2 separate regions of the Mus musculus genome follow, and region 2 is linked to region 1. The links are chromatin loops, found by intact Hi-C in ENCODE. Cell type or tissue: left cerebral cortex. All regions are shown on one strand. Links, peaks and the distances in the headings refer to the core of each region. The heading gives the core; the rest is flanking DNA.

Evidence for each region. Hi-C counts contacts between places; a loop is a spot of excess contacts. Peaks named below come from ENCODE experiments on the same cell type or tissue, not always from the same donor. Only the 100,000 strongest peaks of a DNase experiment are listed, where the experiment ranks them.
Region 2: a loop joins it to region 1, with 2.8 times the contacts of the local background. A loop is called at or near these places in 3 of 42 quality-filtered maps.

The regions. Positions count from the first base shown.
Region 1 is chr9:84,102,165-84,117,679 of GRCm38, reverse strand. The region is part of intron 9 of Bckdhb (branched chain ketoacid dehydrogenase E1, beta polypeptide); the gene reads right to left. Among named protein-coding and RNA genes, the nearest start is that of Gm26146, 78 kb to the left of the region's middle. In left cerebral cortex, for the core only: no CTCF peak of the experiment used is centred there; DNase peaks (open chromatin) are centred at 7,453, 7,648, 9,496, 10,035 and 2 more places; H3K4me3 peaks cover 1,264 bases; H3K27ac peaks cover 3,842 bases.
Region 2 is chr9:84,184,973-84,200,487 of GRCm38, reverse strand. Gm26146 (a small nuclear RNA gene) reads right to left here and starts at 12,133; the gene lies at 11,962-12,133. In left cerebral cortex, for the core only: no CTCF peak of the experiment used is centred there; DNase peaks (open chromatin) are centred at 3,213, 3,382, 4,955 and 5,612; H3K27ac peaks cover 402 bases.

The DNA of each region.
Region 1 (15,515 bases), core at 2,916-10,915:
AAACCTGAGTTACGGCATCTGTAATAGTACGCAGCCCAGCAGCTCCTTACAAAGCCTTAAAACACATAAGAAATCACCCCACATACATTAGCCGCTCCATGAAGGAGGATGGAGGAGGCAATGCAGGACCACTGAGCAGGCTGCACTCAGTCCAGAAGGCAAGTCAGAGTCTGGTGTTGCCCCCTGGTGGGGAGCACAGGTCCTGGGCTAGGCCCTGGAGCTACTGACAGACGAAAATACAGGGAGACAGGTAAATCAAGACCTCAAGAAATGGTTAAAATATCTAGCATATCAAAAGAATATCTTTCCCACATGGTGAGCTCAAGGAAAAGTGACGTTTCAACACACAGACGATCATGAGCAGAGTCCCCCAGGTTAGAGGATGCCACCAGGGTGGTATGCTTGGAAAACTGTTCAAGAAGACCACACAATACCATTAGGTATGCCTTTAAAACAACCATTTGGGGTTTGTCTGTTTGTTTGTTTGTTTGTTTTATTCTTTACTTCAAGAACATCCCGGCTCATGTTTCTTTCTAAGAGGAATTCGAGAATAATGTGTAGTCAGTTTTTCTAGTGACAGAAATTTGGATGCAGCTCACTGTGCAAGACTTCATTCATGCCACCATGAGCTGAAAAGCTGTGAGGTCAAGTTCAAAGTTCGAGTAGAAAGCCATAAGTCTTTCCTATGCTTTTTTATTCCTGGCATGCTGGTGCTGACTAGAAAAAAAATGCTAAACAATTAATTATTAACTAATCTTTTTGGGTACAAAATGGTACCCAAAAACAGAAACAATAGGAAGAGCTTGTAAGTCAAATAGACAAGTTTCCATTATAAGAACTAATAAATCAGGCTTTTGTGTTCTAACAAGGAGGAAAGTCCACAACCTAATTCCAAGGTGAAAGACAGATTTCATTCTAATTGGCTTTGCTAACAAAACAGTCCAGTACAGACAGCCCTTCCATGGTACCTATGCCACTGTAACGATTTGGACTGTAGATTGTATCATATATGAAGACGGATTCAGGAGCAGTGAATAAGGCAGACAGATGCATGAGTTACCATCTATTTCAAGGGGAATATATTCTGAAACAGCGTGATGCGATTTGTTCGTGTCCTGGCATTTATACTTATATCCTAATATAATTTAGTTGTCATTAATTTACTGATAAGCAAAACAACAGATTTCCTTCTATATAGAGCTAGTTGTTCAGAGATCATAACTGGAAGCACAAGAGTTAAATACTAAAAATACAAGAAAGACTAAACTAGTTTTCCAAAATGACATGGAGCAGATAGCTTGAAAGTCCATGAACTTTATATTAATCCCACTTATGTAAGGTTAGACATCACCCTGCTTCCAAATGTTATCACAGAATATTTGTTTTAAATCTGCCATGAAAACTTGCCCACAGTCAAAACATGAGTTTCTGCAAATGAGAAAGAGTGACTCGGATATCTTGAATCACACTTTCTCAGCACATGAGTCATGGAGACCTGCAGAGGGTCATGTGCCAGCAACTGCAAATTACCGAACTAAATAAATACAACTTCACCAATGTATGCAGTTATGTTCACTTAAGCTAATGCTTTAAACACTATGTAGCACGCTTTTAAAACAGAGCTTGGACTGCATGTATATTATTATGTGCCAGTTTTCCATGGGATTAGATATGTAAATCATCCTTCAGTAGTCAGAGTTCCCACCCAAGCCCCTAAGTCAACAACAGGATACCCTCCAAACCTACATGTCTACTTCATTGTCTCAATACTACACACATGGGATGCAGACAACTAACACCAATATAACTAAACAGGGCAGTATATGAATGATATAATTTTACCGAGATTTATAAAAAAAGCTGAAAATTATTATTCTTAAGCCAAACTTTCTCAGCAAATTTCAAAATGTAAAATCACAGTCTTAACTAAATTCAAATGTGAGGTCTCTATTATACAACTTCTCAGACACATCTTCAGCGTCTGCTGTTGAGACTCCATGTTTTATCCTTGATGCAAACCCCTGGCAAGTTGATACGAAAATTTTTAACATTTCTTTGAGCTACTTAAAGAATGAACTGAATCCCCAATTAGTGGAGGTTTTTTTTTTTTTTATTCAAACTCTGAGCATATACATATTTACTTAAATTCCAACTCTATTTTTAAAATAGAGTTATTTTCTGAAGTTGGAAACAAACACCATTTCCGGTATTCCTGGGTTTCCCTGGATACAGCCAAGCTACCTAACACCCAGTTGGAGATGATATTAAATAGGCAAAAAAAAGAAAAAAAGAAAAACATAGAAAGAAAGAAAGGAAGGAAGAAAGCAAGAGAGAAGGAAAGAAAGAAAAAAAGAAGGAAAGAAAGAAAGAAGGAAGGAAAGAGAAAAAAGAAAAAAATTTCATGGTTCAGAGTCACAACATGCCACAATATTAACATCTTGATATGAAAATCTCAACAACTCTTGACATATTGCCTGTAGAAAATGAAGTAGCACAAATTTTAAAACCAAAATTTAGTATTGAATCAGTGCCTCCTACTAACCCAAAATTATTATAAGTTAGATATTAGATTCCTGTTTTCCTAAGCTAGTTTTCTAAATTTTGCTATTTTATCATAACAGCTGATGAAAAGAAAATAAGGATAACTCATTTGTTCATTTATAACATATATATTTTTAAAAACATGGCACTATACTGTGATGATCTAAGGACCCATAAATTTAAAAATATTAGTTGATTTTAATTTTCATGAATTCTAAATTAGGCATCAGAAACATAAAACCTAGCACTACATCAATACCTCTTTGGTTTCCCAGGTAAAACCAGCAAAGATTTTTGTCCTACTTCAGGCTTGTCCCCGTATTCGTGAACTATGAGCTACGATGCCCACCATTTTCAATAAATGGTAGAGTAAGAAAAAAATGACTTAAAATTAATTTCCTCATTAAATCTCCCTGCAGCGCATTTACTGATGACAACTGGACTCTGAAGGGGCTTTTGGGCTTCATAATTTTGCAGTCCGAGGTTGAGACTCCTTAGAGATAAAGTATGTGCAATTTGACATGTAGAACGCACTGGGACGCAATGCTTTTGTTTAAATATGTTATATGCAGGAAAGTGGGGGGAAGGCAAGGATCTCAAATTTCCACAGACGCCAAAGCTTCTCAAATTTTACAGTTCAAATTCTTCCTATAGAAAAGAGCACGGACCGAGGCAGCAGCGGCACGGGAAGGAGAAATTTCCTTAAGATGTGGACACATAATGATAAACATAAGCCGGCAACAGCTCGGGGGTCCCCTCGGGAGCAAACAGCTCTGTTCTCGATAAGGTAGGATTTCCTGTGTGCTTGTCACCGACAAATTAAAATCCTCCTGAAAAGTAACTTCAGGTGATTGCAAAAAGCCGTGTTTCTGCACATTTTTCCATAAATTTCTTGGGGTCGCAGTCTACCACCACCAGATGTTCAAATGTCGGATGTCAGGCATCATCCCAGCTAAGGCGACCTTTGTCTCCTCTCAGGGAGATGCACTGTTTCGGCTTTGACCTGCTGAGTTAGTGAGCAGTCGGCACTCTCCGACTTTTGTAACCTGTTCTTAAGTTTCAAACCTAACCATAAACCGAAACTAAAAAGAACAGATGGGGTCCTCTAGAACTGCCCCGTCTTTCTAATAAAAAACAAAAACAAAACCAAGAAACTGGATTTTTAAAAAGGTGGCTAAAATATTTGTTATTTCAAAAATCAGTATTGAAAAGCTATCATGGTTTATAAATAAATATTTTCCTTCTCTTTAAACATGCTAAATCTATGTGTTGATGTTAAATTTATGTGTTGTTGTTTATGTTTAAAAATGTTAAAACAGTTGGCTAAACACACACACACACACACACACACACACACACACACACACACACAAGGAAAAGGGGAGAGTGACCACTTTACAATATATGCATGATGCCAACAGACAATGTCAATGTTTTATGAAATGAAACACTTTTCTAACAAGTTAATTCTGGGTGCCATAGCAACATAACCTTTCAAGCTTGATTTTAGTGACTACATTAGGCCGAGTTGTTCTGCAATAGTTTGACTCTGACCACTAGATAGATGACGTCAATTTTAACCATAAAGCCTGGCAGAAATAAATGTTACATGTTGGCATCAATCATTTGGCAGATATCTGGTCAGAAATGTGATGCTGTTGTCTGCTGCTACTCATAAAGTTTAGTCACTAAATAGATGAAGTCTGTGTTAGGGATGTGTGACAGAGGCTGCAAGGGGCAGGTAAAAACCCTTATCAGATGCACAGGACTTCTGTATCGGGCTATGTGTAGCCTGTTCGTGAAAACAAATCTAGTTGTTGCAGTGACTGTTAGTATCTAACTCAAATAAGACGCAGAATCCAAAGTAAATTTTTTCTCTAGTGATGTTTCTGCCCTTAAAATTGGTTATTTCTTACAAAAACGCATTTCACGTGGAATGCCTACGAATTTGCAAACATTTTCCTGCTAGTGTTTCAGGAGTCAGGGGATGGCTCAAATCCATGGCTTTTTCTGTAATTGAGAAAATAGGTGCTGATAAGACCATTTCGGCTCTGCACGCAGCCTTAGCACAGCTGTACAGCCTGCTCAGTGCAGATAAACGTCCAACAAAGAGGATAAAAACCACAGACTTATCAGAGGGGTGGCTGGCGGCTGACATCTGGCTCCTAATACTTATATAGTTAAGTGTAGAAAGGTCTGACGGAAGGCACCCTTAGCAGGGAGCCTGAGGTGAGCCAACAAACAGTAGTGATATAAAAGGTAATATTCATGTGTTTGTTTAGATGGATCAGAACGTTTCTTTACCACCATTTTATTCTTTTAAATCCTACTTGCTAGGGACTGGTTTCCATATATTAAATCTGTACCTCCAATGAAGATCTGTGGCTAAAGTAGGAAGTACCGAACCATCCCCACCCCCACCCCCAGCCAGAGGCCACGGGGATCCACATACCACTCATTATGTCAAGGCATAAATGGCCTCAATTTCCCATATACTCAACACATGCAAGGAATAGCCAGAAAAACAACATGGAGAAAGACAGAGGGGAGAAAAATGAAGCTGCCCATTTGCCTATGAGTTCCAGGAAGGAGCATGTATACACAGAAGCTGATAAGTACTAACCTAGCCTAGACAGTAACTAAACAGATACTCCTTTTTGATAATGCACTAGCATTAACTATCTATATGATCTGCCTTGATCCTTTTAACATCTCTGTGGTGGTGACAAGTGAGACAGTGAGTCTGGGATGGCTCCATCCTCACACAGGTACACACACATTGCTGTCCACCTAAACCTGGGGAGGGGGGAGGTTTCACTTGACGCAGGTGCATCATGAAAGACTAGAGTCTCTCGTACTCAAAGGCTCTTTGCTTGGACCAAGGCGATTCTGTAGTTAGTGCTACTGCTGCACCTGGCAACAGGAGCCATTTGTTTCTTTCAAGGCGAACTGAGATTTTGTCCTTTTTAACTCTCACAAGCAGCAGCAGGACTGGAGTCTGTACTGAGGAAGAAGGCTCAGACAGTGGGGACTGGGCAGCCTTCTTTAATCAGAATCACAGCAAGTGGGTGTGCAGACTCGACGATTTTCTTTTTTTTAAAGATGCTTTCTGAAGCGATGTGCATGGTGTGCACGGGAGGGATTTGTTTTAAGTTAACTCTGAGCAGCTTGCTTTGGTGGGAAGTACGTGACTGTGAGATCACACTTGTCTCCAGCTCGCAGCCATCGACGTAAGTTGGATGGTTTCTATAGTGAGTTTCAAATCACAAAGCACTTCAGAAGAAAAGGAAACCGGCCCCCTTTCATTTATTTATTTTTTTTTTATTTATGAGATAGTCCAGATGAATTTATCTAAGTTTTTTGGTTAAAATATTACAACTTTTTGAAAGGCTGGCAAAATACTTTAAATATGCATAGTTTGCAAGTCTTAGCCTGGCTTTGCCTTAAATTGGGGAATAGAACTTAACCTCCTCACAGTAAATGTTTTATAGTTGTTCTCCACACTTGACTGACTTTTTTTTTTTTTAGGACTCTACCACTAGAGAATAATATCTCTAAAGTATTTAAATTAATGGTTTTTGAGAATTAAATTAAGTCATCTTTTTTTTTTAAACAATCAAAACAACAGGCAATAGAGCAAGACACTGAAATTACAATCTCAAATTCAGTGTAAACTAAAGTGTAGCACAGGGTCCCTGTCTCAGAGCATAGACACCAACCCCAGTCCATGCTGATGCGAAAGGCCCCCGCAGCTGACACTGGGTCCTTCTTAAGGAGCTGTGGGCTCCCCTTAGCAGTAGGAAGCGAGCTGAACATGTATGTAAGTCCCAGCAAGTGGTCCTTGCCATGTACAGACAGAGCTGCACGGAGCAAACAAATCCTAGCTGTCTGGGGCAGACATTCCAGCCACTCCTGGAAAAGTTTCACTTTTAAAAGCACACATGTCTGCTTCTGTCTCTGTCTCTCTCTGTGTCTGCACATACATAGATATGTGCACACATGCCTAAGTGCATATATGTACACACGTGTGCATATATGAATCAGAGTTTCCAATGCATCCAAATCTCATCATTTTCGATTCCCAGCCTCCAAAAGGAGCAAGCTTACTTTTGACATAACGAATCACCAACCCGCAAGGATGTTCCCTAGGCTCCCTCCAAGGCTAATTACGTAGCAAATCTAATTAAGCTCATATGATTCATCTCAGCAGCAGGTACTTCAGTTACTTCGGCACTGCCAAAAGGGGTCTGAAGTGTGTGTTCTCCCTCCAAAATAATCACGCTGCACGCCAAACTGATAACCGTTAAACACAGCTGCAGAGCAAATGTGCAGTCCCGGTGTGGTAAATGCGGTGTTCGCACATCAATCTGCCCGCCACACAATTGCTGGTTCAGAACTACCGACTGTGCACATATAGCACAGCTATAGAATACTCTGTACATTAGTGCCTGTCCTCTGCTTCACTAGTGGCCTTGGACAGACAGGAGGGTTCCCTGATCTTGAGAAACACACACTGAAGGTCTGGAAAACCCCAAACCTCAAACACTGAAATGCTTCTTGCTAGACTGCTTTGCTTAAGTTCAACAGCTCATGTGAGTAAGAGCACAGAGAATTCTGTGCATTTGAGAGTACATTCGCTAACCTCATTCTTAAAAAATCACAGAAAGTCATCAACCCAAACTAATTGCTTTTAATTGCAGTTCTTAAGAATACTAACCAAAGCTATGACAAACCAGCACTGCAGAAATTAAACTTTATTTCAGTAATGCGAGTAATTTCTGCAGAAGGAAACCCTTTGCAGAGGGGCGCTCCAGCTCAGTGGGTTTTGGGTTGTTTAAGGACAGGATCGAATTCCCTCCAGAGATTGTGAGATCACCATGGCAACCACCCTTCCCCAAGATACGAAAGAACCAGTGATCTAGAAACATGCTTGTCCTTCTGTAGTGGTAACAATATGACCTAGTTTTAGGGACAAAATCTACCTGGTTTTGTGCAAAGCAAACAACATGTTCACTGGTTGAATCACCACCATAGAATATAGCTTTGTTAATGAATGCAAAAATACTGAGATTAGCCATGGTGCTACAGTGTCTAAACAAAGCAAAAGTTGTGACTTCAGTTATTTAAGATGTTACATAAGGAGTAGCTAAGCATGTAGGCCCGGGCTGAGGAAAATGGCCAGTAGAGAGCAAAGGGTGTGTCAGGCCTGAAGCTGGTCAGAGGAGACACCATATGTTCCTCACAGCTCTTGGAGTTTCTCAAAAGGGGAACATATTTCAATAGTTATTTGAACTATATGTTGTCATTTCGAGCCATCTCATTCTTGATCTGAGGTATAATACAGAATTGTGAGTTAAATATCTGTGCTTAGGTTGTGTTTGGTTTTTGTTTGGTTTTGTCTTTACTGGCTTGGCTATCAGTTGTTGTCTAGGTGCTGGCTCAGTTGAAGTGTGCAAAACTAACTAACAGTGCAGAATATCATACTCCGTCTCACAAGCCCTTTGTATTAGTGACACTCAGATTAACCAGAACTGCCTCACCTTGAGACATTAAAGGGCTTAGTTACCACACACACACACACACACACACACACACACACACAATTTAGAAAGTAGGCCTGGGATATTTTCACTCCTTAGTAATGCCTAAACACCCTCTCCTTCATGGAATAGATGCTGCACTGTTGCAACAGCAACCCTGCCTCCTGAGTAACTTTCCTAGTTTCCCCAAGCCAAGAACAGATGTACAAACACATACCTTCCAAAGAAAGTAAGGAAAGAGAAAAGGAAGGGAAGGAAAGAAGAAGAGGAAGAGGAAGGGAATTCGAATAGGGAAAGAAAGGGAAAGAGGAGGGGAGGGGGAAGATATGGGGGAAGGGAGCAAGGGGAAATGAAAGGGAAGGGGAAGAGAAAGGGACCATATCGTTGCTTTCTTAAAAGCCCTTTTGATCTAATTTTGTTTCTTGCTTTCCTCTATCCTGCTATGGTCACATGGTGCACCTTCCAAATTCAGCATAAATGCCCTTCTCCAAGACACCGTCCAGTAACTTGATATTGATTTTTTTTAAAAAGAATACATCTATTTTTTTTCAATTATTATTACTCATATTCAACAAGCCTGCACTGTAAGATCCCTCTGTGTCCCTCCCTGTATGTACAGGAACATCTAAGGAGCATGGAAAAGGAAGGAAATTCCAAAGGAGGGGTGCAGAAGGAAAAGGGGGACAACCAGATGGCCACCAGATCAGCCACAACCAGAAGACAGCTACAAGTGGTTTTCATATTTTACACATCTATATCTTACACAATCCATTCGAGTGGCTATAGAGCTGTACGCTGTTCTCAAGGCTCCTGCGTGAGGAATCTAAAGGTATCATCAGAGATGAATCATGGGCCTGCTGATAATTCAAACGGCAACAGCGATGACAAGAGGAAGTGAGGGGGCACAGTGGAAATGAACAGATCGCATGCATTTGTAATTTGGGGGCAATTGCTCCATTTGGTTAGAAATATAAGAATGAAACCCCAAAATGTCTACTTGAGAAAGTCGAGAAAACTAAAGTGAGGAGCTTACAATTAAAAATACTACTCTATGGTCTGCAGCTAAGTGGACTCGTTTCTTGGCTAGCAATCGAATATCCTTTCTCTACCAGGAAGATATATATATATATATATATATATATATATATATATATATGTATATATTTACTACCGTAGCCAGTGTCCTAATGACAATGTTACTCTCCCATTTATTCATACTACTGCTTTCCTTTCTCAATGTTCTCTCGCTCGGTGCTGAGTTTTTAATGATTATCTATTATAAAGAAAAAGACTCAAAACCAAGTAACCTAGCAACGCACACAGAGATCATATGTTTAATGCCGCCTGCTGTTCTTGTGGAAGAAGTAAGGTTCGACCATGCATACACACTGACATTCGAGTGCTTTACTGAGTGGCCAGAGGAAATCCATTCTCTCTCGTGGATCCCCTCAGCCTTCCAGCTGCCAAGGCCGGCTACAATGTAGCAAACTGTGAACTGAGCTCCTCAGCTTGCTTGCTACCTAAAAAATTCAAGGAAATTATGAAGTAATCAAAAAATGAAGGCAAGCCTGAAGCAGAACATTTTCTATGTGCCCAGTTACACCAAGTCACTAGGTCATGCTTGTTTTCTTCAGCATTTACAAATTCTGATTTATGAAAATTCTGGTGTTTGGAAATTATCTTATTTGGTCTCTGGCTATGCACAGATTTCTGAGGCCATTTAAGTAATTTACAAATAGCTTTCCATTCATGTTGCGAAAATATGCTTCTTTGTGCAGAAGGCTGACAACCATCACAGCATCTTCGACTGCACGGCTATCACTGTATAGGGAAACAGGAAGCAACTACGTAAGTAATGGTATGGCTCTCCCTCACCCAATCAGTCCCCTCTAGTGTGGGCTCACTAAGGCAAACAGGACGGCGAAGGTATTCACACTGCGGGCAAGGAAAGCATAGATGCCCTAACATCACCTCAGACGAATTAGCGCTGGGTCTCATCAGCAGAAGGCACACCAGCGCCCAAGGTCTGGCAGCCGGCAGGCATGCAGCAATAAATAATGCCTTGCCAGAGAAGTCTGAATTCTCACTTAGCTTCACATGGCTCAGGCTGCGGGAACAACAGAGATGTAAGAGTCTTTAGCCCATCCATACGGGTAAGGAAAGTTTCGCGGGAGCGAAACAGAAAGCACTCCAGCCCTGAATTCCTGGCAAAACCTTATATTCAGATTTTCAAGGTTTCAACATTAAAGTGGTGGAGGAAGGGAGGGAAGGAGGAGGGCAGGAAATACGAATGACTAGAGAGTAAAGTCTCTATCGCGCCCAGATCACAATGCAAATAAAAAGGAGTGTACTGGGAAAATAATCTTAGTGCCATAACTAAACGGGAGGGGGAAGGCACACCCTGGGGAGACTGTATAGAAAGTACAGAGACGGTGGAGAAAGCAGTCTCTCTTTATGAGAAAAGGCCATAAAGTTTAATAAAAACTTCCATAGTTAAAGGAAGGAAAATATAATGTCTGGGGCCTAAAGCAGAACCCCCCTTTTGTGGGTAGGTGAGAGTCTCTGGGAGGTGTAAGATGTTAGCAAAAAGCAAAAAGCAGGCACAGAACACATAGAGGCAAACATTTATAAGCCACAAATCTAACAAAGTTCTTACGTTACAAAACTCTCGGAACCTAGCTGAAAAACAAGAAAAAAAAAACATAAAAACAATTGGAAAGTGGAAAAAAAATGTTAGGAGCAGAGAAAATACGGATGACCAATAGTCACATGAAAAGATGCTCTCTACTCAGTGAGACATTAGTATGTGTGGATGTATAACTGGTTGTGTGTGTGTGTGTGTGTGTGTGTGTGTGTGTGTGTGTGTGTAGAGACAGAGGGGGGAGGGGAGAGTATGAATGGAAACATTTGCAAACATACATTTCAGCACTTTCTTATACAACTAAATATCCACTTCCCATGACTCTGCAGTCCAACTCTTGGGCAATTATCCCAGAGAAATGAAAAGTTTTGTTTACACAAATAATATGTACACCAACGTTCGTGCCAGCCTTTCAAATTCTTCATAGACTTTCTCAATTGAGATAAAGAGCTTATAGACTCTATTTAGGGATGTAGAGATGGTTCTGTGGTTAAAAACATTTGACTGTTCTCCAGATGCCCCAGGTTCAATTCCCAATACTAACCGAGTGGCTCACAACTGTCTTTAACTCCAATTCTAGAGAATCTGATGTGCTCTTCTGGCCTACATGGGCACCACGCATGCAAATGGTGCACAGACATACAGTCAGGCAAAACACCCACATACATAAAAAACAATAACAAGACATCATTTTTTTAAAAAAGTTTTTCTATATAGGAACTTCATTCTCCTATAAATTGGCAGCAGACAATAGATATGTCTGTCAGCAAAGGTGCCAGGTGCTGCAGCAATTGGGACCTTGTAAAGCAATGAAGTTCACAAGATGGATTCTTAAGACATAGCACCCAGTGCTATCTCTGATACAGTAAAGTCAAATTTGGTATGCATGTTAGATTTAAAAAAAACATTCGAAATGCCTCTGATTAATACTAACAAACACAGTTTTTTTTTCCCCTGTATGTTCTTCAAAACTTCCCCTTGTTAAAAAGTACCAATAACTCTTTATATTGGATGTGCATTACTGTAATGTAATGGGCAGTGCTGGTTGGCCACAGAGAAACCATAATCACCCCACTCCCCGGGGATTCTGAAGGAAGCTGAAACTTCCCCCAACCCAAGGGTGGGTCTGAGGTGACTTAGCATCAGCATTTTCACCCTTCAGCACTGGCTCAGGTCCTTCATGGTCAAATCATGATGAATCTAGAACTCTGGCTCAGAACTGATAAAGCCATGTGGCCAGGCTTCTGTACAGAAGGGGACATCATTCCAGCCAAGCAGTGGCCGATAGAGTGGGAAAGCATCTTCACCAATCATACATCAACAGAGGACTAGCGCTAAGAATGAGAATACGCAAAGAACTGCCCCTCCCCCCAAATCCAACTGAGAATAAAAAAAATACAATTTAAAAATGAGATCTAGACCTAACCTGAGAGTTCTCAAAACAATGAAATACAAATGACAGAGAAAAAGTCAACCTGAGCCATCAGGGAAATGGAAATTAAGACTACTGTGAGATTTCTTCTTATCCCAAGCAGAATGGCCAAGATCAATAAAAGAAATAATAGTGCATGCTGTGGAGGAAGTGGGAAAGGGGAACACATATTCATCGATGGTGGAGGTGCAAACTGGTATGGGCCATGACGGAAATGAGTGTGGTGGTCCTGAGATAGCTGCAAAGTCAAGCCACCACAGGACACAGCTATAGCACTCTTGGGCATATACCCAGAGGACTCTATATCTTACTACAGAGATTCTTGCCCACACATGTTCATCACTATTTTATAGCCAGAAACTGGGAATAGCTTAGATATCCATCAAATGATACATAAGGAATAAAAATGTGGTATGTTTATACAATGGAATATTATTCAGCTGTTAAGAAAAATAAAATTATGAAATTTTCAGATAAATGGGCGGAGTGAGAAACAATTGTCCTGAGTGAGGTAACCCAGATCCAGAAAGACAAACTTTGCATATTTTCTTTGTGTGGCTGTTAGCTTTTAAGCTTTAGATATGTGTGTTTCACTAAGAATATCCATAGACATTAGGTAGTTAGCAAGGGAACACAGTGTGTGTGTGGTGGGGGGTGGGAGGGTAGAGACTCTTCCAAGAAAGAGGAAATAAATATGATAAAGGGAAAGGGGGTTGATTAGAATAGTGCAATCCAAGTGGAAAATGGGACGGCAGGGTAGAGGACAGATACGGAGAGGGATAATAAACTCTAAAGGCCATTGTAGATGCTATTTTTTTAAAATCTAACTGAATGAGAAAGGGAAAGAATAGTATATCACTGGGGTGGGAATGGAGGGAAAAGTGAAAACTGAAGAATAGGCAAAGAAAAAGTACCAAAGTTACCCAGGATCCTCTGCACACTTCAAACATGTTTGCAAACCTGTACTCAGGCTCACAGACATGTGTGCATTTGTGTGTGTGTGTGTATGTGTGTGTACATGAGAGCCTGTGTGTGCATTCATGTGAGCCTGTGTGTGTGTGTGTGTTTGTGTTTGTGTGTGTACATAGGAGCTTGTGTGTGTGTGCGTTCATGTGAACCTATGTGTGTGCATGCATGCAAGCCTGTGTGTATTTGTGTATGTGTGTGTGCATGTGAGCCTGTGTGTGTGTGTTTGTGTATGTGTGTGTGCATGTGAGCCTCTCTCTCTGTGTGTATGTATGTGTGCATGCACATGTGAGCCTGTGTGTGTGCATTCATGTGAATCTGTGTGTGGGGGTGTACATGTACACCCCCACACACATACACTCATTAGTATATCCTTATTTGCACAAATACATTATGTTTCATATTACCATTTCACAAACAATGGGTGCCATCTCTCTCCCTGACTCAACCCTGTCAGAACCCAGGCGTTCCCCAGCCTGCCTACCTCACCCCCACAATTCTACCCAGGGTTCTGCAGCCCTGCTCAAAAGCAGCTCTCATACTTGGCTGCATGCTATAGCTGCCCTAGGAGCTTTGGAAACAGATCCTGGGGCCCCTCACGCAAGCACTGATATAATAAATACTCGGGGGTGCATAGGATTTTAAAGGATGTTCGAAAATTTCACAGTGGGTCGTAAATGACCTCTGAACCTCTGTAGTCAGCTTTTCAGCTGGGTGTGCACCTCAAACAGAAATGGGAGGGGCAATGGGGGGCTTGTTTGCTCATGAAGTTCCATACCATACGGCTGGAAGAAGATGAGACATAAGTCAGTATGCAGAAAGCAGTCCTAGAAATAAGAAGGTGATTATGACTGACATGAGAATGTTAAGGAAAAAGAGATATTGGATAAGAAGGCAGATGCCAGGGGAACACTGAAGGGGAAGACTTGAGAGAACCTGCCAAAAGCACAAGACACAAACCTCACTCCACTACAGAACAATCTGGACGGCGTCCACACTGTACAGTATAAACCTACTCATTGGTAAAGAAATGTTCCGTAAGGGATTTTCAGGTCTCAAGGCTCATGTGTACTGGGAGGTAGCCTACATGTGGTGAACACTAGGAACTAACCACTTTACCACTTTTCCACGAAGCTTTAGAAGAGTGGTAATTCTAAAGCGGTAAAGCCAACGTGTATTGTGTCCTTAAGCAACACAGTGATCCAAAAGGCGCTGCTGGGACAAAATGAACCAAGAAAGTGGGTTTGGGAAACTAAAGCAGCACTAAGGATATCACCCCAAATAAGCAAGTGGCAGCCCCTCAATACATACAAGTGCAGTAGGAGTGCGGACTTTACTGGGTCTGAGCTGTGGAGTGGGGGCTTCCTTCACTTTCCCCATCCTAAGAAGAGAACGCTGAAGCTCAGAGGGGCAGGAGACCAGTGTAAGTCACGCAGTTCACATGTAACCAAAAGGGGCAGGACAACCAGCCTGATGTAGTGGCAGGCCACAGAGGCCCTGTGTCCCCCCTCCCTCAAATAGACTGCTAGTATCTAAGGAATGACACTTGAGATCCCCATTGGTTTCCCACAAGCATTCACATGTGAACACACTTGCGCAGACACAAATAAAAACATTTCTGACCAATGCCAGAACCTAAGATCATTAACTACTTCAAGTCATTTCATAATCTAGAGCCAGTACATCAGAGCTAAAATTTCAAAGGAAATTAACCCATGCAAGTTATTGGCAAACTTCTATTTTTGTAAAAAAGAAAAAAATCACTAAATGGATTACCCAAGAACTTTAATTTTGTTCGATTAAAGGATATCCAGGACATAAAGAAAAAAGCAAGTATAGACTAGCAGGTCATGTCTAGAGCCAATCACTTGCTTTCTCCACAGATGTGGAACAGTGAGGAGAGAGAAATTAGAACTATGTAATCTTCTTGACACAAGCTTTTCTGCAATTTTCAAGTCCTCCCCAGGCAAAAACATATGCCCAGAAAACTGCCTTTTGTTTACACAACACAACAAGCAACTACACAGAAGTCCCTGTAACTGTGTATTACAACTGTGTACAACTGAAGATGGCAGAGCAGGTACCCGTTTCTGAATGAACACCCTTCAGTTCAGAAGGCATCACAGGCATCCATGAATGGTAATTTATTGTTTGAGAGAGAGAGAGAGAGAGAGAGAGAGAGAGAGAGAGAGAGAAAGGAAGGAAGGAAGGAAGGAAGGAAGGAAGGAAGGAAGGAAGGAAGGAAGGAAGGAAGGAAGAAAGGAGGAAAGGAAAGAAAGAGAGAGAAAGAGGGAAGAGAGGAAGGGAGGGAGAGGGAAGGATGGAGGGAGGAGGGAGAAAGGATGGGAGGGAGGGAGGAGAAATCATGGCATTTTTCTGAACTGGGGCAGTCCTC
Region 2 (15,515 bases), core at 2,498-10,497, 83 kb before region 1:
CCAGGGTTCGTGTGGCAGAAGAGACTTTATGGAATGATCAAGTCCTCTTGGCAATCTGTAGCCACTGACAACCTCAATTTGAGTCCCACACATGAGAAGCATTGGGCCCAGCACTCTGGATTCCATATGCTTCCCCCAAAGCCTTGAATGTGGAATTAAGCACTTCCAGGGCTTCAAATACCATGGGCACATAAGGTCTCCGAGAATAGTGAGAAATTCTCCATTACACTTTAGAAGTACATAGAGAAGACTCTTGGAACACCAGCTGTGGACTTTGGGACACAGGTTTTCAAGCATCTCTGGTTAATTATCTACTACCCACCAACTCCAGCCATGAGTGTGATAGGAGAGAGTCAAGGGCATTTCATCTATAGAGAGCTGACTAGTCTCATCTGGCTCTTAGTGGCTCCAAACTAAAACTAGATCTTTGACTTCCCTTCAAGTTTTTAATTAGCCAGCAAAATAGCTCATTCTAATATTGATTTATTGAGTGCCAACCATGTACCAAACGCTGAAGAAGATACTAGGAACAGGATGTTGAAAATACATAGTTCCCATCCTTAAATAGCTCTTGGTGGGTTATAGAAGAATAACTATTTTTATACACATCCTGTGAACTATAAATGTGTCAGGTATTATTCTGGTAAAAATGGGGTGTGAGTCAGATCTTAGAAGATGAGGAAAAGGTTTTCAAATGAAATGTCCTTTCAGCTGCAAGGATGGGAGAAAATAGGCAGATTAAAAAGAAGGAGAAATACTTGCAATTCCACAAGGGAAAAATAAGGGAAGAGCCAGTTCAGAAACTAAGCATTTTGTACAACTTGTAGGGTAGAGCATAAGAAACAGGGCAAGATCTGAAGCTACAGAGACTAAAAGCAGTACAAAGGAATCAGAGTGGATTAGTCTGTGACCACATGTTTGAACTTTATAAAGATGATAGTAAACTTTCAAAGAATCTTAATCAGGTGAAATGAATGATTGGCTGTGTATTTCATAAAACATTAGAACATGGAAGGAGCCAGAAAAAAAAAAAGAAACTCTTAGAAGTTTGGCGCAATGATTAAACCAACAAATAAACAAAAAACAAGAAACAAAGAAAAATATGAGACATGATATGATGTTATGGCTTTAATCTGTGATACGGGTTTTAGGATGTTTTACTTTAGGATATGGTGAGCTTTGGGTAGTGGGGCATAGCTAGAGGAAGCAGGTGGCTGAGGCTGGTCTTTCAGAGTCTGTGATGGTTAGTTATTTTTGATTGGCATGCCATGCTTGCCTGCCTCAAACCGTAAGCCAAAATAAAACCCCGCCATCGTTACGCTGCTCTTGTCTAGTATTTTGTCACAGCAAAGAAAGAAGTATCTAGTACAGAGTTACATTATCCCTGTCTGCTTCCTCTCCCTCTTTGCTTCCTGGTCAACTAGGAAGTGAAGAACTCTCTCCCACAACAAGTTTCTGCTAACACTGTACAGACCAAGTACCTGAAGCCAAGTGAACATGGACTGAAAACTTACACTCCACAACACTTACTCCAAATAAGTCCTCCCTCCTTTAAGTCTGCCATCAGATTTTTTTTCCCAGCGATTCAAAAGTCACTAATATAAATAGGTACCTGAACTATGACAGTGACAATGAGCATGGGCAGTGATGTATAAACAGGACAAATGACTAGAATGTGAAGGCTTAAAAATTATTTGTAGGGAACAACGGACACAAGTGAACCATGAAGGAGACCTAAGGTTTCACATTAAGCAGTTAGGTGTGCCTTTCATTGGTATAAGAAGATGAGGAGAGGCAGAGCAGAAAATAACTATTTCATTTTGCATATTAATTTGGTATATGAGAAGAAAATTTTAAAAATTTAAATCTAGTAAAAGGTTGTGAATATAGGTTTTTTTGACCTTGAAAAATAGAGATGTCATTGATTCTTCACCTCATTTATGGTAGTTGATGTCATAATTGGGTAGAATTACCAAGGTCTATGTGTGCACTGTAACAAGCTCATGACAAAATGCAGAGACCAACAATTAAGTGATCCATCAGGAAACCAGAGTTCTCAAAAGTCAGGGTAAAAAATTTACCCAAGAGAGGAAAAAAAAATCTCAGAAGCCAAGAGTTTCACCGAGGAGAGTTCAATCCATGATGTCAAATGCTGCAGGGCAGTCAAGGGAGATAAGGTCTAAGAAGTGTCCATTTGATTCGGCATTCTGTCCGGCCAAGATGACAAGTTCCATTCCAAAAGTACCATCTCAGCAGACTCTGGGCTCCCAGCTTGTCAGTTTTCCACATTAGCAGTGAACACACTGGGCAACTTGTTATTCACAATGGAGACAAATTGTCAGGTCATACAGCTTCAAGTATCTTTGACAGTAATGTTTTGAAGATAAACCTGAAAAGTGTACTTTTTTGAAAAAGGAGCTTGAGATATTTTCATTTTCCTTCTCTGTCAAAGAGTAAGCCAATCCTTGGGTGTTTTTCACTCAGCGATATAATAAATTCATCTACTGTTTAGGGTGAGGTATTCCAGAAACCTCTCTTGCTGTGTCCTCACAGTGAAGTTCAAGCACTGTTCCCTGGGAACTATGATTAAGGCAAGAACTTCTACATTAATAATTTTATTAGCATTTATGTATACATTTTAATTAAAAAAAACTCTTTGCCACGTTTACTTTTAAAAGATGCACGTACAATTTTATGATTAGCTAAAATATGTGCTCTTTGATACAGAGGCAAATTCAATATTTGTGATAACTACATCAGTAAAATAAAACATGGTTTTTCCAGAAAGTTCAAAGGTTTTTTTTTTCTTTTTGTATCTTGGCACTTACTGTATACAACAGACAAGAAAGAAGTGTAGTTCTCAAGTTTTCACACACAGAAGCTATTAATGTAAGCCATTATCTCCTCCTAATTCAGGATGAAACTACCCTCAAAAACCATGAGAACACACAGGAAAATGTGTCTCCTGCCAATTTTTTTCATCTTACATTCAAGTTCTACTGACAGTAGATGATCTTTATCTATTTGGGATGGCATAGGAAATGTCTTACAGATCCAAGTTGTCACAACTAATTGGAGTCATTCAACTCATCACGGAATTCCTTGCAGTTGCATAAGCCTGCAATTCGACCTTTGCAAAAACAGTGAGGATGCTAGTCACACATTTGGAAATGAATGTAACGCCATAATTCTGTCTCCACAAAACCCTCATGTTGCCAAGCTTTCCACAAAAGCATCATCAGTGATCCAAACAGCCCATAAATTATGTATGTACAGTTGAATTTATTTCGTTTACAGTGCCTAAAGTTATCATTGCAATAAGAGTATCCATTTGATGTCTGCCCTCTTACCTTGTTCTCAAGCACACAGCATTTCTGGCAAGCAACTGCTGCACAGGATCTCAAGGCTTGCCTTGCCCCACTGGAGCTGCATTACCCATTGAATAGGAAAGCGTTCTTCTCCCTAGCCTGTTGCAGACACAATTTCAGGCTCTGAATCTATTAACTAGACTGTTAGATTCACCCAGGTGAAAAGATGAAGTATTAGTGTCTCCATGACTGGCACAGTCTTTTCAGGGTCCATCTTTTCTGCTGCAAATTTAAGAATCTCTTTTTATGTCTGAATAATACCATAGCTTATCTGTCTCACACTTCCCCCCCATTGGTAACTGGTAGACGTTAGACGTTCTCTGTGTATTCACACCATGGCTACAGTGAAATAGTTCTGAAAAGAACATGAGTGTTTATATCTCTTGGAAACCCTTTCAGTTGAAGACTGCCTTGATCGTTCGAAAATCTGGCTTTTACTTTTTTGAAGAACTTTTGTGCTGTCTTCCATAACAGCTGAACAATCTGTCATTCCCCTTTACTCAAACCCCCGACACCCCATTTTTCCCTCTTTTTATTATATTTATCCTGAGAAGTTTGAGATCACAACAGAGTATAATTTTTTACTTGCATTTCCCCAATGATTAGTGACACAAATTGTGGCTGTTTGAATAGAAATGGTCCCCCACAGGCTCATATATTTAAATATTTAGTCATCAGGCAATGACATAAACAGGATTAAGAGATGTGGCCTTGTTGGTGGTAGTCCATCACTGGGGATAGCCTCTGAAGCTTCAGAAGTCTAAGTCGGGCCCAGTGTGTGTCTCTCTGTCTCTCTCTTCCTCCTATCTGTGGATCAAAACTAGGACTCTCTGCTCTTCTCCAGCCCTATGCCTGCCTGTATACCACCATGATCCCCATCACAATGACAATGGACTGAACCTCGGAACCTGTCAGCAAGCCCCAGTTAAATGCTTTCTTTTGTAACTTTCTGTGGTCATGGTGTCTCTTCAAACTACTACAACACCAAGACACACATTTTTAGCTTAGTTTTGTTTTTCATGGGAGTTTAGTGGTTTTTCTGCTTTGTTCACCTAATGAAATACTTAGGAATTCTGGACACTGGAACAAATGAACACATGGGTATGAATCATTTTCCCACTTTCAGTGTCCACATTTAATCAAACACTATCAATAATGGTAGATGCTATTTATTAATTACTACATATGAGCCTGTTTATTTGTAGCAAAACTCCTAAGTGGACTTTCTATTATAAATGATTGATGTATGAAATATCTAAGGTTTAAAGGGACTAAATAATGTAGCCACACTACTAGGCACAATGTTACGCTGCTGTCTGTACAAGGATATTGATCCTTTTCTGTCCACTAAATAGTTACTGTCAAATTATGATATGCACAAGCATACAAAAATTTACATAAGATACCGAGCTTCTGTTCAAGGCCAGCTGCCCATGAGTGCTCTTTCTTCAAAACTTCATTCTGGCTATTTGCTCAGCCCATGATGTGAAATGAGGTTACCGCAGACGGACTTATTATGCATCCATCTCATCCAAGAATAAGAGACGCTTCCTTTGATGTTGTGAAAGTGTGTGGAACAAATTAACATGACTGGCAAATCAGTGCTTCCTTCAACACAGTTGGCTTTTCCATGGGAGCATGCTCCATTCATTCTTTCAGCAAGCCCTGCCAGGTGCCAATAACTAAACCTATGCTTGCTTTGGGGGAAAACAAGAAAGAAGGTGAAGAATGTATCTTTGCTCTTTAAAAAGATTGTTTCTCATCAGGAAAGGAAATCAACTTACCTAAAATCAATACCCATCCATATTCAAGCTAAATACACTGCCTTCTAAACTACTCAGAAATTGTAAGTGCTAAGGAACAGCAGAGATGGAAAGGAAATGCCCACATTTCAAGGTGGACAAGACCTTTGTCTTTCATCTTAAGACAAAGATGAAAGGGAAGGCATTGGCCTTTGAGTCCCTATGCACTGGCACTTGTATGTCTTCGGAGTCTGTAGATTCAGAAATGAGCCACAAATAGGAGAAGGAGACAGGGCAGGTAGCAATGTTTAGTTGTCCTGGCAACTGTGACAGGTCCCAGCCTTCAGCCAATGATAACTAGCATTTTATAGTCCTCTGCAGAACGCTACACAATTAAACATCGGTTTAAGTGACTGCATTAGCCAAGTCATTCCAAAGAGAGAGTGAGCCAGTAGCTATAGCTGGCAGACAGAGAAGGGGAAGTGTGCTCTGAATACTCGGTGAGTCACTCCACAGACATAGGCGAGAGGGTGCCAGTTTTGCCTGCACAGTGTGCCAGAGCCCCAGCTCAGAGCAGGGTTAGGATTTGCATAGGAAGTAAATCCTGCACCCAGCTATACTGATGAGTGGTATAGCTGGTATCCATGGACTATGTTCTCATGGTTCTAAGGTTCTAGGTGTGGCCTCCAAATTGTAAAAGTCTGCAGTTCCACATTGGTGGATGACCATTAAAGGCCCCACTCAGATGTTCCAAGTCCACACCAAGAACACGTTCTTCCATATTCTCATTCAAATAACATCTCAGCTTGGCTTGCATAGTGGCCCACTTTCTCATGTGGCTTAACATGCCACAAGATTCATCTACATACTTCTTCTTTAGTGACTATTAAATTCAAGGTGGAGTGTGAGAAATAGGTTTTCTGTATGAATAGTTAGGTCCATAAATCAACATGTGATAAATAAGCCCAATTGAGTCTTCCTCCAGGAACAACAAAGTCATTTATTATGGCAAACATAGACTCAAAATGGCAAAGTGTATGTCTGTCACCACAGTTAACAAACTCATCCTGTCCCCACAAGAAAGCAGGTGGACCATGACTGAAGATGTATGTAGTTTTCACAAGGAAGAATCATTTTGTTCTAAACACAGACAAGAAATGAATGAATATACACTTCAGATTTCATACTTTTAAAGCATAAAAATTAAAAAAAAGCATAAAAGTCTCCTAGAATTTATCAAGAATGAGGTAAGAATCTTCATAAGGGTTGCAGAGACAATCCAATAGGTAAGGATGATTACTGAGAGGATTCAAGTTTGGTTCCCAGAACCCACATCAAGCAGATCTCTGCCACCTGTAACTCCAGCTCCAGGGAATTCAATACCCACCTCCAGTCTCCATGGAAACTCACATACATATGGTATATGCTCACACAAACACATACACACAAATAAAAATAAATCTTGAAGAAGCTTCACAGATAATAATTCAATAAGAATCCTTATCTTATTTATTTTTATTTATGTATGTAGATCCAGAGGCTAGCCTCTAGTGTTAACCATCAGGAACTGTCTACCTTGTCTTTTTGAGACATTGTCCTTTTCTGGAGCTTGGGACTCATACAGCAGCCTAACTTGACTATCCAGAAAAACCTAGGGATCCACCTGTCTCTGCCTCACCAATCCTGTGAGTGCAAACACATGCTACCCCATCTGGCTTTTCACATTGGTTTTCTGGATTGAACTCAGGTCCTCACATTTTTGCAGAGTAAGCAATTTACAGAAGGAAAAAAAAGACAAATATCTGCTTTGTGCAAAATATATTGTTTTTAAATTGCATACAACCTCGTGATAATAAAGTGAAAAATTACTATTTGGAAAAACAAATAGCAAGTTGTTCTTCCAATGAATAAGTACATAGCATCTGTGCTATACAGTATAGACCAGTGGCTCTCAACCTTCCTAATGCTGTGACCCTTTAATACAGTTCCCCATGCTGCAGTGACCCCTAACCATAAAATTATTTTTTATGTTGTTTTATAACTGTTATGTAGTGGGGTTTGGCCTAATGTTGCTTTTTTTCTAAAGTTAATTGGGACCCCCAAGATTGTTTGCTCAAGAGATTTGCACACATAAGACACTGATGGATCCCCCCCCCCTTAATTCTGATTGGTAAATAAAGATGTTGGCAGCCAATGGCTGGGCAGGGCAGAGAGAAGCAGGACTTTAGGATTGAAAGAGTTGAGACCGAGACCAGGAGAGGAAAAAGGGAGAAGACGATCCACCATGCCGGGAAAATGTGAACAAGAAATACACCATGCCTGAGAAGAGTTAAGGTCAGAGATGCATGGGCAACCATGTGAAGGAGCTAGAAGAACATGGCCTAGAGCTAGACCCAGCTGGGCAGCCCTCTAGGTCCAGAGCAGCCAAGATAGAACACAGAATTTAGAAATCTGTAGCTCGGAATTATCAGTGGGAGGTAGATTCTGTCAGTAGTGGAGGTTAGGCAGTGACCCAGCTATTGTGTTGATTAGGGCAAAGTAAAATATAAAGGCTGTGTGTGCCTTTCAGTCAGATACATAAAGCATTGAGGTGGATACCAAACCCAGCATCCTGCTTACTTAATAATTACTTTTACACTTAATATTGCTACTACTATGAGTTATAATATAAATATCTGAGATACAGAATATCTGAGATACAAACCTCAAAGAGGTCATGACCCACAGGTTGAGAACCACTGGATAGATGGTCTTTTCTTTAATTTGCCACATTGACTGACTTATTTTAGATAAGAAAGGCAACACACCTCATAAATAATCGAAATGGGATGTCAAGAAAAGGGATAGTTAAGTGCTTTTTAAAATGGGGGGAAATCAGAAGGAGAAGATGTGTAAGTACTCAGAGAAATGCATGAAACAACAAAGTCATTTCTTATGGCAAACATAGACTTAAAATGGCAAAGTGTATGTCTGTCACCACAGTTAATAAACTCATCCTGTCCCCACAAGAAAGCAGGTGGACCAAGAGTGAAGATATATGTAGTTTTCACAAGGAAGAATCATTTTGTTCTAAACACAGACAAGAAATGAATGAATATACACTTCAGGTTTCATGCTTTTAAAGCATAAAAATCTCCCAGAACTTAACAAGAATGAGTTAAGAATCTTCATAAGGGTTGCAGAGACAATCCAATAGGTAAGATTCATTACTGAGAGGATTCAAGTTTGGTTCTCAGAACCCATATCAAGCAGATCACAGCCACCTGTAACTCCAGCTCCAGGGAATTCAATACCTAAATGTTGAATTCAATACCTTACAAGATGTGTAAGTACTCAGAGAAATGCATAAATGGAAAGGGTCCACTCAGAACTGGCATCAGGGCAAGTCTCATGGAGAAAAGTAAGCTAGTGAGAAAGTCCCTGGTTTAAAGGTATTGAAACTACGATAATGAAAAAATATGATCAACCTCTTCTTTATATTACATAGTACAAAAAGACTTAAATACATTTTACAAGAGCAAATGACCAACAACGTATGAAAAGGTGTCCAACATCTTTAGTCATCAGAGAAACAGAAATCGAAAGCACACTGAGGTTCCATCTTAGCCCAACAGAATAGCTATTATCAAGAAAAGAACAACAAATACCAGTGAGAATGTAGGATCTTTATGCACAGTTGGTGGCAAGGCAGGTTAGTGTAGCCACTCTGGAAATCAGTACAAAGGGTCATCAAAGAAATTGAGACACAAGCATTCAATCCAGCTTTACCACTCCTGTGTGTACACCCAAAGGAATAAAAGTGAGCACACAGCAGAACTGCCTGTGTTCCCATGTTTATTTCATCACTATTCCGAATAGTTAAATTATGGGGTTATCCCAGCTGCCCATCAATAGATGAATGAATAAAGGAAATGCAGGAAACTCTAAAGAAGATTAAAATTATGCTTTGTTTTGTTGGCTTTTTGCAAGAAAACATAGAATTAGAGGTCATCATGTTAAACAAAATAAACCAAATACAGAAAAGTTACCACATGTCTCTTTCATAAGCAGAATTTAGATTTGTTTTTAAAGAATATAAAAGTAGAATGTGATTATTAGAGAAAAAGAGATGAGAGTATAAGGGAGGGTAATACAACATAAATGTAATAAAAATATTGATATGAATGCATGAAAATATCTATGAATCCAATATATTTTGTATTATTCTCATGAAATGAATAAGCAGTGTTCACAAAATGAGTCTGGATGTTGCTAAGGCATGACTTTCATCTGCTACTACAGATGACTTCAGTAATTAACAATATTATGAGAGAAATTGAAGTAAATAAACACCTTCTCAGTCACACTGATTGAAAGTGAGGCTGTCGGGTTGGAGAGATGGCTCAGCAGTTAAGAGCATTGCCTACTCTTCTGGAGGTCCTGAGTTCAAATCCCAGCAACCACATGGTGGCTCACAACCATCTATAATGAGATCTTATGCCCTCTTCTGGTGTGTCTAAAGATAGCTACAGTGTACTTATGTGTAATAAATAAATTTTAAAAAAAGAAAGAAAGTGAGGCCATCTTTAGGAGATAATACATGTGAGAACCAAATAAAGGGGGAAAAAAGACAATGGAAGTGAATAATTATAATAAAGTTGTGAGACTTCCAGACTTTAGAACTCTTGGGGGTGACCACAAAATCCCCAAAGGATGTGAAATAATTGTATCTGTTTCAGCAGATGGGATAACCTTAGCTCACAATTGAAATCCATAGAAATATTTTTGTATCTATATACTTCCCCTCCCACCTCCCACATATACAACAGTACTCAGAAAGGCCATTAGTCATGACAGGATGAGAACATGAGGTATGTTCATAGAGTTAAGAGCAACATAATTGTATGTGAATGAAATAAAGGCAAAGAAGAACAGAAGGGTGAAAAATTAGATGATAGAAGATTGATAGGTAGATAGGTAGGTAGATAGATAGGTAGATGGATGGATAGATAGATAGATAGATAGATAGATAATTATTATGATGATGGTGGTGGTGGTGATGATGATGATAAATGAATGGATGGACAGACAGACAGACAGACAGACTGATGGCAAGGATCTTCCCAATAGGACCCATCTGAGAAGATGACACTATGAGGCTCCCAGGCCAATCCTACAGAACAACTAAAATCAAAATGACTTGTGAAAATTGAAAGGCAGGTATGAAGAAGGAAGGAAAGCTCAGATCATAGATCATAAGGGAGAGTCAAGGAAAAGGGACACACCTAGCACAGATAAAGCAGGACAAGTTAAAGGAGAAACTGCAGATGTATTGCAACCATCCCTGAAAAGCATGGAATGGTCTGAGTCAACATTGGAAGACCTGGCCTGAAACTGCAGGGTGGGCCTACTGATTCTGTGTGGTCTTATAGACAAATCTATACACATATTCCAAGGGTCTCCGGGCCTTCAACTCCTGAGATCCCATCTGGAACGTTAGTTATTGCATCCAGACTTGCAAACAATTCTCAGCTCCATCCAGGTCTCTGTGGAAGATTAGAGGTCATGAGGCCTGTAGTCTGACTTCTGTTATTTACCAGACCTGCTGAGCTTCAGCCCATTTACCAGGAAAAAAAAATGCTTCAAGCCTAAAATTCCAACAGCTTCATTACACACAAAGCATAGTCAAGAGTAAATCTGATCACACATATGAGTAATGGTGCCTTCTAGATCAATGAGTTATCATGCTTCAGTGGTGTGTGGCCCACACTTCTGTTAGGCCACCAAGGAGGGGAGAGGAAAAAAAAGAAATAAAACGAAGTGTGACTAATTGCAATTAGAGAGAACAATGACCCAGGAATATCCTTTGTGGGAGGGAGGGTTTGCTCTTCAGAGAGTGCACATCCAGTCTTCACTGTCTCTGGGCCTCTGACTTCCCAGGGCCCTGCTTCTTGAATTCTCCTCTGTGCTTGCAGGGCCAGTCTTTCCTTTTTTTTGCTCACCAAGCTGCTTCTATGACATCCTGTGCACTCATTTCTTTACCTGAAACTACCTTCCAGACAGTGGAAGGGAAGGCAGATCAGGTAGCCTGAGTGAAGGGAAGGTAGCTCTGGTAGCCTGAGTGAAGCAGACTCTTTTAGGAATCCAGGCCATATGAACTCAAGGTGGTCTAGAAGTTGAATCATGGGGCACCAAGTATAGAAAAGAAAAAATTCCAAGCAGAGCCTTCCTTTGTGGGAAGCAAGACAGGCAGTGTGGACCTGATCAAACTGATGTCCCTTGACCCCAGAGCCTTGCTGCTTGCCCAGCACCAAGCAGACTGTCCAGCTGGGCTGTTCTCTGACTTCAGGAAGCCACAGGGTGTTGGCTTCAGAAACATTGTCCACAAAATTTCTCTAATTTTTTCAAGACATGCAATGTCATAAAATTTTTGTCAGATTGTTTGTCTCTCATTTGTTTTTATCTCACACCTTGGGTTGCCCTTATGAATACCTTTGCCCATCAAACATGAGAATCATCCTTCACAATCTAGGCAGGGATGTTCAGAGTAGACACATGCTTTCCTGTCTCTCCTTTGCTACATCCCACCACAGTAAATCCGGTGTTTCCCTGGCTAGAAGCACTGGACAGAGATGAGAAGCAGAGCCACCCTCTTCCTCGGCTTAACCACACCAGTATCACCCCAGGAGAGGAAACGCACCCGTGTGCTAACCACTGAGACATTAAGTGGCTTTGATCCTGTAGCATAAGTTGGTCTGTCTAAATGGCTCCGTGTGTTTCTTACGATACAATACATCTCTTTTAGTTGGTTTCCTTTTTCTCTTTCCTTCTTATTTCTTTTTGCTTGCTTTCTTTTTTGGTGGGGACAGGGCTAGAGGAGAGCTCAAACTCATTCAACCCCACCCCCCACTATCACAAATTATGCAGTCGAGTTCCCTGAATTTAAAGAAATCCCAGGGTTCGACATATCTGGCATGCAAAGAATGATCATCACCTGAGAAAACCACATTCGTGATCATGGCACGTACCCTGCCAGGTAAATATCTTAGTTGCTTTTCCATGAACAACAACAACAAAAACCCTTACAAAAGGAAGCATTTAATTGGGCTTATGGTTTCAGAGGGTTAGAGTCCATGATGGTGGAGCTAATGTATAGTATGGGAACACAGGAAGCCCTGGGCACGTGAAGTTCTGAGTGAATGTGTGTTGTTGACATAAGCCCTCCATGCCAAGGATCATAACTTCAGACTCGGTAAAGTAGCAAAGCCCTACCCTTGGGGTGAGATGCAGAGGGATGACAAAATCTTTCTCTGGCCAATGTACAGATACTGTGTGCAAAAAGAAAAAAAAATCAACCATAGGTTTCTACCTCTTTCCCTTGATATATTTATGGCCTAAAAACTATTCCTCTACAGAGACTGATATTAGCTAATTCTCCTCCTCAATTCAGCTGTATAACATAAATCCTACCTCTTTGTTCAGGTGTTTGCAACAACCTCACATCCCTATGTGAATGTATATTATTCACACCCCGAGCTTCCTTGGATGATGATAAAGCAGGAACCTGGAAGTGGGGACTGAAGCAGAAGCTATGGAAGAGTGCTGCTTACTGGTTTGTTTCTTATGACTTGTTCAGCCTGCTCTCTTACTCATCCCGAACCACTTGCCCAGGGTAGCATTTCTCACAGTCAGCTGGGCCCTCCTCCATCCATCATTAATCAAGAAAATGCCCTACAGACTTGTCTTCAGGCCAATCAGCTAGAGGCATTTTCTCAATTACGTTTCCTTGCTTCCTGAATATATCTAGGTTTGTGCCAAGTTAACCACTACCATCCCCAGCACAGCAGGTTTTATTGTTAATCACTCAATGATCATATGAGTAAAAAGTTCCTTTCAGCTTTCACTCTATAGTCTTCGTAGATTTGTTTTTCACATTTCTTTAGCATGTATGTTTGTGGGGTGTGAGTATGTATATGCATATGTTCTGAGAGATACATATGTATGTACATGGAGACCTTAGGTTGACATGGAGTGTCTTCCTTGGTTGCTTTCTGTCTTAATATACTGAGGTAGGCTCTCTCCCTAAATGCACAGTTTACTGTCTTGCCTAGGCTGATGGAGCAAGTGGGCAGGACGATCCTCTCCGTCTCGTATGTGTTATGATCACACACCCACCAAGCTTTTACTTGGGTTCCTGGAACCAAACTCCAGTCCTGCAATGGCAAACACATTTAGCCCAATGTATTGTCTTTTCGTCTTCATCTTTTAATTTAAGGGACTAAGGATGGATGGCTCAGGTGAATGCTTACAGTCAAGACAGAAGAGAGAGTTAAAAGGGATCCTAGCTATATTCCTTATCATATACAAATGTAAAATCATTAAACAAATGCTCCTCTAGAAAAATCCCAGTTGTAGCTCACTGGTGACTAGTCCACTAAATATCTACACCAGCCTATGAGATACTGCAAGGATTGAGGGAGCTATAATTGAGCTGCAGAGTTTTCTTTGTAATTCCAAAGTATTCTGATGATTCTGTTGCTATGATCGTGGTATATTAGCATGGCAACAGAAAAGTACCTAAGACGGAGCTTTGTTTTTCAAGGGAGACATTCTCAGGTACAAACCAGGTTTGTGGTCTGTTCTAGAACAATATCAAAGTCATAGACATCACTGGCATCCCAGAGGCTGAAGCCCACAGGCTTCTTTATAATTCCCAAGTTTACCGGTAAAAAGGCGGTACAAAAATCCCCACACGTTCTTGAGGTGCTCTGTGATAAGTCATATCTTACATTTGGATTTGGATTTGGATTTGGATTTTTTTCTGACCCAGTGCTTTTCTTCTAGATCAGGTGGATTTCCAAGTGATAAATTCCACAGCTTCCTTCAAATCCTGAAACCGCCCATGGTGGATAGACTTATATCAAACATTCTAATGACTTTTTGATTCTCAATGAAGTTGTTTGAGTCGCAGAGTCATGGGACATATTTAAGGAATCAGAAAGGAGGGAACTTCACAGAATTGAAAAATGATCGTCCTGTTCCCTGCTTGTTTTCTGCTGTAAGTGGCCCTTGGCTTTCCAGAAGTGGCCATGGAGCATGGTCTCTTACACTTGTCCTGCGTAGCTCACAGATGGACACACTTACACTCATGTGGATGCACTCACTGCTCACTGCACGATGGATGATAGAGGGGTGAAACTCATTATATCTGGGTCAGCATCTGGTTTCCATTATATGTTGGATGCTGCAGCAAGTGAAGGAATTCAGAGATGAAATTGCAGTCTTATCTTGCTCTCTCTTCCTCTGATCACATGGTTAGGAGTATCACAGGAGGGGGGGTGCACATGCATTGTTCTTTTAAATGGAACATCATACAGAACAATTACACATTGTTCTGTAACTTTTTTTTCTTATTCCATCCCAGTTGTTGTCCTATATCTGAACATTCCACCACCTTATCCTCGGTGAAGATGTCACAGCATGTCTGCTTCTGTAATTTATGAAGCCATCCTTATGTTGATCAATGCTCACCTTTTTAAAATAATATTCCATATCAATGAAAGTATTTACAATTCATGTATTTTCCATATAGGTGTATATATGTTTATATTAGTCATATATATACATATATATGACTGATGTTAAAATGGGAGATAAAAGTCATATATTTTTGCATTCGATTGACAGCAACCAAATAACTTTTAAGGAGACCTTAACAGTTACTTTCCATCCTAATATAAAAGACTCCAAGATTCCTCAGTTTCATCATCAGTGAAGAATACATGAGAAGAAAACGGGCATGTTAATATGCTTTAGTGGTTTTATTATCTACAATTAGAGAAGTCATATTTCAAATTCTACTTCCTGTTGTAAATTTAAAACTACAAAATTTAACTATAACCAGTATACACCAAAGGCATATCAGGATAATACTTGTGTTCATTATATTGATGAACAAGTTCCTCTAACAAAGAAAATCAAAAATTCCAGTGGGTTCATTTATCTTCTCTTTGTTTGTCTGTTTTAAGACAAATTCTTGCTAATCAGCCCAGATGGCCTCAAACTCACAATCCTCCTGCCTCAGCCACCCAAAGTCTTGAATTTAAGGTGAGCACCGCCACTCCTGGCTGGTTCAATGAACCTTTGAATTTGATCTTTTCTCACATAAAAGAACTATGTGTAACTGCATAGTCTGAATGGATGAGGCATATCTGTGACATGTAGTAATTTAGAGAGTCAGAGACCTTCAGCCTCACTGTTCTCTTATATTCTGAAACACAGATAAAGGTATATCTGGAAAGAATCCTGAGGACTTTTACCTGAGTTTAATATTCAGACCCAGATATTTCATTTCTGTAACCATTCTATGAATAAGGACTTAGTCAGCTGCAAGGGAGGCTGGAAGGTAGGGTCTAGTTCACAGATC